Linked DNA regions of Homo sapiens: region 2 is linked to region 1. Evidence: chromatin contacts called from ENCODE Hi-C or POLR2A ChIA-PET data. All regions are on one chromosome and are shown on one strand. Each heading gives the region's core, a stretch centred on a gene start or an enhancer-like site at or near the end of the contact. The rest is flanking DNA. Distances are from core to core; before and after follow the strand shown. Region 1 has its middle 58 kb from the start of PRDM2. Region 2 overlaps PRDM2 (PR/SET domain 2).

Evidence for each region. A loop is a pair of places that touch in the nucleus more often than their neighbours do. ChIA-PET counts read pairs that join two places held with the same protein, here RNA polymerase II (POLR2A). Pooled maps may share reads with other maps.
Region 2: a pooled map shows a loop between it and region 1 (2.5-fold over the local background). The contact joins two enhancer-like sites. A Hi-C loop is called at or near these places in 1 of 168 maps with a recorded cell type or tissue (B cell) and 2 of 50 pooled maps. POLR2A ChIA-PET finds 5 or more read pairs at or near these places in 4 of 52 experiments (GM12878, OCI-LY7, activated B cell and 1 more).

The regions. Positions count from the first base shown.
Region 1 is chr1:13,640,087-13,644,641 of GRCh38, forward strand. No RefSeq gene overlaps it. Among named protein-coding and RNA genes, the nearest start is that of PRDM2, 58 kb to the right of the region's middle. Within about 2 kb of position 2,710, at least 4 of the 41 ENCODE cell types and tissues checked have a DNase peak (open chromatin) inside an H3K27ac peak, as active enhancers do; they include B cell, where a contact is called at or near this core.
Region 2 is chr1:13,723,814-13,728,368 of GRCh38, forward strand. All of the region lies in intron 2 of PRDM2 (PR/SET domain 2), which reads left to right. Among named protein-coding and RNA genes, the nearest start is that of PRDM2, 26 kb to the left of the region's middle. Within about 2 kb of position 2,721, at least 3 of the 41 ENCODE cell types and tissues checked have a DNase peak (open chromatin) inside an H3K27ac peak, as active enhancers do; they include B cell, where a contact is called at or near this core.

The DNA of each region.
Region 1 (4,555 bases), core at 1,460-3,959:
TATTTCTGTCATGGGATAGGAAGACTAACAGCAATCAAATAATCACACTAAAAACTAGTTGGTGCAGTGGGGTAAGTACATTGAAGGAGAAGGAGGTAAAACATGCCAGTGTCTTAGTCTGTTCGTGTTGCTATAACAAAATGCCCAAGACTGAGTAATTTATAAAGAACAGAAATTTATTTTCTCACTGCTCTGGAAGCTGGAAAGTCCAAGATCCAGGAACAGGCAGATTCAGTGTCTAGTGCGAGCTTGCTCTCTTCTTCTAAGATGGTGCCTTGCTGCTGTGTCCTCACGTGGCCAAAAGCAGGAGGGTAAAAGGGACAAATGTTGTGTGCTCACATGGCAGAGGAAATAGAAGGGCCAGGCAGCTCTCTGAAGCCTCTTTTATAAGAGCATTAATCTGGCTGGGCGCGGTGGCTCACGCCTGTAATCCCAACACTTTGGGAGGCCAAGGCAGGCGGATCACGAGGTCAGGAGATCGAGACCATCCTGGCTAACACGGTGAAGCCCCATCTCTACTAAAAATACAAAAAATTAGTCGGGCGTGGTGGTAGGCACCTGTAGTCCCAGCTACTCGGGAGGCTGAGGCAGGAGAATGGTGTGAACCCAGGAGGCGGAGCTTGCAGTGAGCAGAGATTGCGCCACTGCACTCCAGCCTGGGCAGCAGAGTGAGACTCCATCTCAAAAAAATAAAAAATAAAAATAAAAAAATTAAAAGAGCATTAATCCCATTCATAAGAGTGGAGCACTTGTGACTTTTAATCACAAAAGTCCCTACCTCTTAATATTATTACCTAGGGGTTTAAGTTCCACCACATGAATTTTGGGGGGACATATACACTCAAAGCATAGTACACAAGGACATGAAAGCTAGTTTGGGGGTTCATAGAGGTCTCCCTGAGGAAGTGATGTTTACATGGGGTCTGAGGGGCTAGCAGGAGTCAGGCCAAGACAGGACAGATGGAGGAGCATTCTCAGCAGAGGAAATAGTATGTGACCAGGCTCTCAGGCAGGAAGGAGCATTCTCAGCAGAGGAAATAGCATGTGGCCAGGATCTCAGGCAGGAAGGAGCCAAGGAAGGCCAACGTGGCTGTAGTGCAGAGACCTAGGGGAGCAGCAGGAGAGGAGGCTGGGCCAGTGAGTGGAGTCAGGTCATGCCCAGCCTCACAGGCATGTGAAGGATTTGGGTCTTGATCTTAGTGTCAATGGGAAGCCTGATGATCCCGATTCTGCCATTGGGCCTCTGTAATATCAATTTAAACTCCTTCTTATTGACTCTCCAATTTGTTTTTGTGTGTTTTCCTAACAAGGTAACACATCCACACAGACCTTTGGCCAAGTCCTAAAAATGAGAAGAGTGTTGGTTGATGATGGTAGCAGCTGGTGCCCAAAGGACGCCCATTTGCCTTCAGTTATAGATCAGTGCATGCTCTGAGTTATCCACACCACAGCTGCCCCAGAAATAACACTGCAAAGAGTCAATTTGTGGTCTGGCAGCATTGCTCCAGCTTGAGCTTTGGATGAAATTCAGTCCATTTATCCATATTTTAAAGAGGCTCCTTTAGAATAAAGGCTAAGCGTCTCCAGCCTTGCATTCAGCCCTGAAAACACAAACAAATATTTGCATGTACTGACCTTCCTAAATTTGTCAGATGACTTTTCGCATAACCTATGATTACTGCTAATTTTTCTTCAAAGCACACACAGTTTTCTTACCTCTGAACATGCATTCAGGAAATGAAAATATGACCATTTCTTCAACTGAACTGTTGCTCTGGAAAATTACATTTTGTGCTGTTGTGAGGACAGTCAACAGCTATAGATTAGGAGGCCAGGGCAACACCATTAATACATCTATCAGAGTTGTATTAAAAGGACTTTGATATGTCCAGCAGTCATTAAGGTACCAAGCCTGGCTGTCAAAGGAAGAAGAGGGACATTGAGCCTGCTCTGTAGGGCCCTGAGGCTGCCGTACCTGTGCCCAGCTCACCTGGTGATAGTCTCCAACCACTGAGAGCTGAAATCATGGAATGAATTTTGCTATTCAGTGAGAATGGTCTAATCCACAGTGAGATGCTGCACCTGTCTCTGGCCACTATTGCTGTACAGACTTGTCATTCATGAAGAGAGGTGACAATCTGTCGTCAACTCTCCAACATCCATTATTCCCAAGCAGTCAATCTAATTCAATCTGGATCTCATTTCCCTTGCCAGTGATTGATTTAGAAGAGGCATGGGGACTAATCCTGACCATGGAGAAGAGAAGAGAATTCTGTTGTGGGTGGGAGCCTCTGGGAAAGGTTTTCTTATTCCTAAAAAGAGGCCCAAGAAAAAGATGGCTTTTTTCATTTTAGAAGTGGTTATTTCTGAGTGTGCTGCCTGGAACTACTGCTCCCATCTGGCATCCACCCATGGGACTGAGGCTCAGCCAAGAACAGAAGAGATGAGAGAGACAGAGAAACAAGGCCAGAGCCACAACAGACTAAGCCTGCAGCCTGCCTTACCTGTGGACTTATTGCTATGTATGAGAATTCATTCCCTTATGTTTGTCTTAGTCCATTTGTGTTGCTATAAAGGAATACCTGAGGCTGGGTAATTTATAAAGAAAAAAGGTTTATTTGGCTCATGGTTCTGCTGGCTGGAGGACTGGGCATCTGGTGAAAGCCTCAGGCTGTTTTCGTTCACAGCAGAGGGCAAAGAAGCAGGGCAGGCATGTGCAGAGATCACATGGCAAGAGAGGAAGTGAGAGAGAAAGGAGGTGCCAGGCTCTTTTTATAGGTTGGTGCAAACGTAATTGCGGTTTCAAACCATGAATTTTAAATCATTATAACTAGGCTCAAATACATCTTTATTAATCAAAATAGAAACCATTACAATCAACACATTTTTGCCAATGAGAAATAAGTTTGTACATTCCTGTAGCATAAAAATTCATGCATCAGGATTCAACAAACTCTTGGAAAGTGTTTTCTGCATCCTGCCGGTTGTGGAAGCATTTTCCCTGCAAAACGTTGTCGAGATGTTTGAAGAAGTGGTAGTTGGTTGGCAAGAGGTCACGTGAATATGGAAGATGAGGTAAAACTTTGTAGCCCAATTCATTCAACTGTTGAAGCATTGATTGTGCAACGTGCAGTCAGGCATTGTCGTGGAGAAGAGTTGGGCCCTTTCTGTTGACCAATGCTAGCTGCAGGCATTGCAGTTTTTGGTGCATCTCACCGATTTGCTAAGCATACTTCTCAAGTGTAATAGTTTCACTGGGATTCAGAAAGCTGTAGTGGATCAAACTGGCAGCAGAGACCACCACACAGTGACTACCACACAGTGACCACGACCATTTTTGGTGCAAGTTTGGCTTTGGGAAGTGCTTTGGAGCTTCTTCTCGGTCCAACCACTGAGCTGGTCATCACTGGTTGTCGTATAAAATCCACTTTTCTTTTCTTTTCTTTTTTTTTGAGACGGAGTCTCGCTCTGTCACCCAGGCTGGAGTGCAGTGGCGTGACCTCGGCTTACTGCAACCTCCGCCTCCCGGGTTCACGCCATTCTCCTGCCTCAGCCTCCTGAGTAGCTGGGACCACCACACCCGGCTAATTTTTTTTTTTTTTTTTGTATTTTTAGTAGAGATGGGGTTTCACCGTGTTAGCCAGGATGGTCTCGATCTCCTGATCTCGTGATCTGCCCACCTCAGCCTCCCAAAATGCTGAGATTACAGGCATGAGCCACCGCGCCCGGCCTTAAAATCCACTTTTCATTGCACATAACAATCCAGTTGAGAAATGGTTCGCTGTTGTTGTGTAGAATAAGAGAAGATGACACTTCAAAACGATGATTTTCTTGATTTTTTGTCAGCTCATGAGGCACCCATTTATCAAGCTTTTTCACTTTTCCAATTTGCCTCAAATGCCGAACAATCATAGAATGGTTGATGTTGAGTTCTCTGGCAACTTCTCGTATAGTTGTAAGAAGATCGGCTTCCACGATGGCTCTCAACTGGTCATTGTCAACTTTCTATGGCCAGCCACTATGCTTCTCATCTTCAAGGCCCTCGTCTCCTTTGCAAATCTTGAACCACCACTGCACTGTACATTCGTTAGCAGTTCCTGGGCCAAATGCGTTGTTGATGTTGTGAGTTGTCGCTGCTGCTTTACGGCCCATTTTGAACTCGAATAAGAAAACTGCTCAAATTTGCTTTTTGTCTAATATTTCCACAGTCTAAAATAAACATAAAATAAACAGCAAGCAATAAGTCATTAGCAAAAAAATATATATATATAAAGTGAGAAATGCCCATTAAAATGATGCATAACATAACCACATTTATTTAAGAACGTATTCCAATATCTAATGGCAAATTCCAACAATGCGAAAACTTCAATTGCTTTTGCACTCACCTAATAGCAACCAGGTCTCTCAGGAACAAATAGAGTGAGATCTCACTCTCACCCCCACCCCTGAAGGGTGGGCATTAACCTGTTCATGAGAGATCAACCCCTGTGATCCAAACTCCTGCCATGAGGCCCCACCTCCAACACTGGGAATCAAATTTCAACACGAGATT
Region 2 (4,555 bases), core at 1,471-3,970, 84 kb after region 1:
TTGATTGCCAGGCATTTGTTTGCCCGTTCGCAGTGACCACTGCTCTGAGCTGGGCACTCTGTGCCAGGCTGTATCGAGGCGAGTAAGCACAGCCTGCCTGTCTACAGCCCTAAACTTGCCTCTCTGGAGAGGTGATTAACCAAGCCAACCAGGAAGGGCTTTCACAATACACAGGGCACACTGTTGCAAGTTGTGGAGAGTGTTGTAACAGAGCCATAGGGGAAATCCTACTAGGTTAGGATAGTGGGGACTAGCTTCTAGGAGGCTAAAGTGTTCTCTGGGTAGAGCCCAGGCCTGGAATACAAATGCAAATTGGCCCCTTTTGGTAACCTCACCTTGCTGGGGTCTCAGCTTCACCACCCTGGGGTTTAAAGTATTGGGAACTTTTCTTCTGCTTTTTTCTCCATTCCCTGCAGGAGCCTAAACGGGCATTGACAGTAAGTTGTTGTGTTTATTAATACTCTGAAGCCATTGCAACTTATCTCAGTTTATTCTGGTATATTTTGCTTTTTCTCCTTTAGAGATTAGCAGTGAAACCCTTCAAATGATAAAGACTCTTGTGCCTGTTTGGGGAAAGCAAATGTCACAGCCATGTTTTGTCCCTAACTTTGCATACTTGACACTGCTCACACTCTTTTCACATGTACATTGATGTAGAAAGTTATAGAAATTCCTTTTCATGGCTTTTTTTTTTTTTTTTTTGAGACAGGCTCACTCTGTCCCCAGGCTGGAGTGCAGTGGCACGATCTCGGCTCACTGCAACCTCCGCCTCTCAGGTTCAAGCGATTCTCCTGCCTCAGCCTCCCGAGTAGCTGAGACTACAGGCAGGCACCACCATACTCAGCTAATTTTTGTATTTTTAGTAGAGACGGGGTTTCACCATGTTGGCCAGGATGGTCTCGATCTCCTGACCTCGTGATCCACCCATCTCAACCTCCCAAAGTTCATGGCTTATTTTTAAGGGAAAATGTATAAAACAAAGTATGGAAGAAAAAGATATTGCAGGGCATAAAGGGAGAAAAAGGAAGGAGGAGGAAGAGGGGAGAAAGCTTATAGTTGTAACGCTTGTAGTTTTTAATGTTAACAGTTGTACTCAGGAAGTGGGGGAGGTGCCCAGGAAGGGGAGAACGTAGGACATGAATGTTTGGATTAAGCCCCCCTGCCTCCCTCCACTCTTGTAGGTTTGGTCTCTAGGAGTCGGTCCTGTCTTCTTAGCCCTGAGAGGGGAGGTACGATGGAAGACTGGAGGCGGTCTTAGTGCAGTAGCAGCTTGAGCTTTTTGATGATGTTTGTTGTATCTATGGATGTTTACCATATTGGAAATTATAACAAAGTATTTTGAAATAGTTATAGATCCACATGAAGTTATAAGAATAGTGTAGAGAGTCCTATGTACTCTATTTATTTTTGAGAAGGAGTCTTGCTCTATCCCCCGGGCTGGAGTGCAGTGGCATAACCTCGGCTCACTGCAACTTCCGCCTCCCGGGTTCAAGTGATTCACCTGCCTTAGCCTCCTGAGTAGCTGGGATTACAGGTGTGCGCCACCACGCCCAGCTAGTTTTTGTTTTTTTAGTAGAGATAGGTTTTTACCATGTTGGCCAGGTTGGTCTTGAACTCCTGACCTCAAGTGATCTGCCTGCCTCGGCCTCCCAAAGTGCTGGGATTACAGGCATGAGCCACTGCGCCCGGCCCAAGTCCTGTGTACTCTTTACCCAGCCTTTTCTAGCAGTAACATCTTACAAAGCTTTAGTACAATATGAAAGCTAGGAAATTGATTTGGTATAATAATGCTAGTTAGACTACAGGCCTTATTCATAAATCAGAAAAATTTAAAACATAAGATTAAACAATCACACATTTCATAAGCCACCAGAATGATGACATTTTCACACATGATAGCCTCCAGAAAACTCCACTCTACACATCTGAGAGTGAAAAAGGCAGACAACATCTTAGTGTTGTTATAGCAATAGCTCTGACCTTGTGGGCCCCAGAAAGGGAATTCTCAGGTGTCCACGGACTGTGAGGTATGAGACCCCACTGGGTTGGTGGTTAGAATGTAGACTCTGGAATCTGTCTGGATTTTATCTTGGCTCCACTACTTCAAAACTATGTAGCTTGGGAAAGTTACTCAGCAGGGCTGCTCTGTGGCATAGTATTTGAGAATCCAGACCCTGAAGCGAGATTGTCTGGATTGAAATTACCTAGCTCTGCCACCTGCTGGCTGGGACTATGGGCAAAGTTTAGTTTCATCTGTAACGTGGAGATCATAGAAGTGCCTATAGCAATTGGTAGTGTGCAGATTAAATGAGGTGATAAGTGCTCACAGTTGTATCTGACACATCTTGAACGCTCCATCTGTGTTAGTTGTGATTGTTACTGTTGTGATGATTAAATGAGGTAATGCATGTAAAGTGCTTAGCACAGATCTTGGCTCAGAGGATGGAATAAATGTTATATTCCCTAAGCTCCTCACCCCGTCCAGCATGGAAAGGTCATCCTGGGTCAGAGAAAATGTATCAGGAAAGCAGTAGAAGGGCCCTTCAGAGGCTCCCCAGCAAGGTCAAAACTCGTGAATCAAAATCTGTCCAAGGTTTCTTGTCTCAGGGAGCAGGAACAGAGAAGTTCTTCCTCTAGCCAGTGGGCTTCATGAGGAGGGGGTCCTAGCATGGTGCTAGCTCTGAGCAGACACTCAGGGAGTATGTGTTAATGACTGACGGATGGGCTGAATGAAGGAGAGACGCTTTGGCGATTAATTGGGGGAAGAGAAGCGGGTAGTGACTTTCTTTGAGTTTGAGGTAGGAAGTTGGAAACATCGAATTAATGAGATCAATTAATAGTTAATAACTAAATGACATTAAATTGACTTAAATTTAACATGTTAAATTTAATACATACTGTTCCAGATCTGTTCATTGATACATGTTTAAAGACTGTACTTCATTAAGCAGTCAAATAATGAGTCCTCATTGAGGTCAGCTAATAGGGAAGCAGAGAAGTTCTTTAGCTTCTTTCATATCACAGTGATCAGTGTTAAAAACCCATGAGACAGGAACATACTTCTATTCAGGGGCAGCAAGGACAGGGCGTACTGGGAGACGCCAGCAGCTGGGGTGCCTTGCGGAGCTTGCGATCTGCTCTCTGCTCTCTGCTTGATGACTTCTATTCTGCTTATTCTGGGTAGACAAGCGAATGGCGATGAGTGTTTCTCAGAGACCTTACCCCTGCCTGCCCCTCCTGCCTCAGTTCTAGCTGCTTCTCCTACCTTCTCTGCTCTGGACACATGGGTCTTTTTGCCTGGATACTGCGTTTCCTCTTAATTTGAGATTTGGTCCTGGCTGTTTTCTTTTCCTGACATGTTTCCCCAATATTGTCACAGATTCCCTTTCTACTTCTAGAGAGGCCTCAGCATTCTGTCTGAACAGGCATCTCCATCCCTACTCCATGACTGTGTTCCTTTTTTTTTTGAGACGGTCTGTCAGCCAGGCTGGAGTGCAGTGGCACGATCTCGGCTCATTGCAACCTCCACCTTCCGGGCTCAAGCAATTCTCTTGCTTCAGCCTCCTGAGTAGCTGGGATTACAGGCATGAGCCACCACGCCCAGCTAATTTTTGTATTTTAAGTAGAGACGGGGTTTCACCATCTTGGCCAGGCTGGTCTCGAACTCCTGACCTCAGGTAATCTGCCCGCCTTGACCTTCCAAAGTGCTGGGATTACAGGCGTGAGCCACCACGCCTCGCGTTCCCCTCTTTTTTTTCATTCGCCACTGATCGGAAGGCATGTGTCCCCTTTTTTGTGCTTGAGTTTTCTACAGGGCATCAGCCATTGTATGTATGTGTTTAATTTTGTCTCTATTTCTTACCAGAGTGATGCCGTGTTGAGGCAAGCGTGCTGCCTAGAACATTGCCTGGCCTGTAGCAGGGATTTGGAAATATAGAAATAAATAAATAGAGTAGATGGTGCAACTTATTTTAGACAAGATCAATCTGGGAAATAGTGCCAGGATCAAATTGTGATTCTTTAGTATAAGAATCAAGATGAACCTGTTTAGATATGATATTACATCTTATCCTGTCAGGATATGTACCAAGAAGAGATCCCAGTTTATGAGTATGTGGGGGAGAGAATTTTTTGAAAACATTCCTTTGTTCCTAAGGTTCACTTGTACATTGGTTGCTTGGAATTAATGGCATACCACATTTTCTAAAAAAGGATTCTTATATTGATCCAGAAGAATACCTACCTCAATTTCAAGAAATTCAGGCACATGTGGAGGAGATACTTCCTGATAGATGACCCAGCTCTTTCATTTATTTCTATCCCTCCTTTTTAAAAAAAGCTTTAAGTTAGCTTACAAAGAGCCATGTACTCATTCAAGTATTTAAGTGACAACAAACATTTGAAATCTACTGCTAAGCTGGGGGAACACAACACTGAATAAGATAGACACCATCTGTCTTCACTGCAGTCTCACAGAGGAGGCACACAGTAAACACACAGCTATACAAATAAGCATTTAAAATTGTGGTAAGAGCTGTGAAGGAGAACCAAGGAA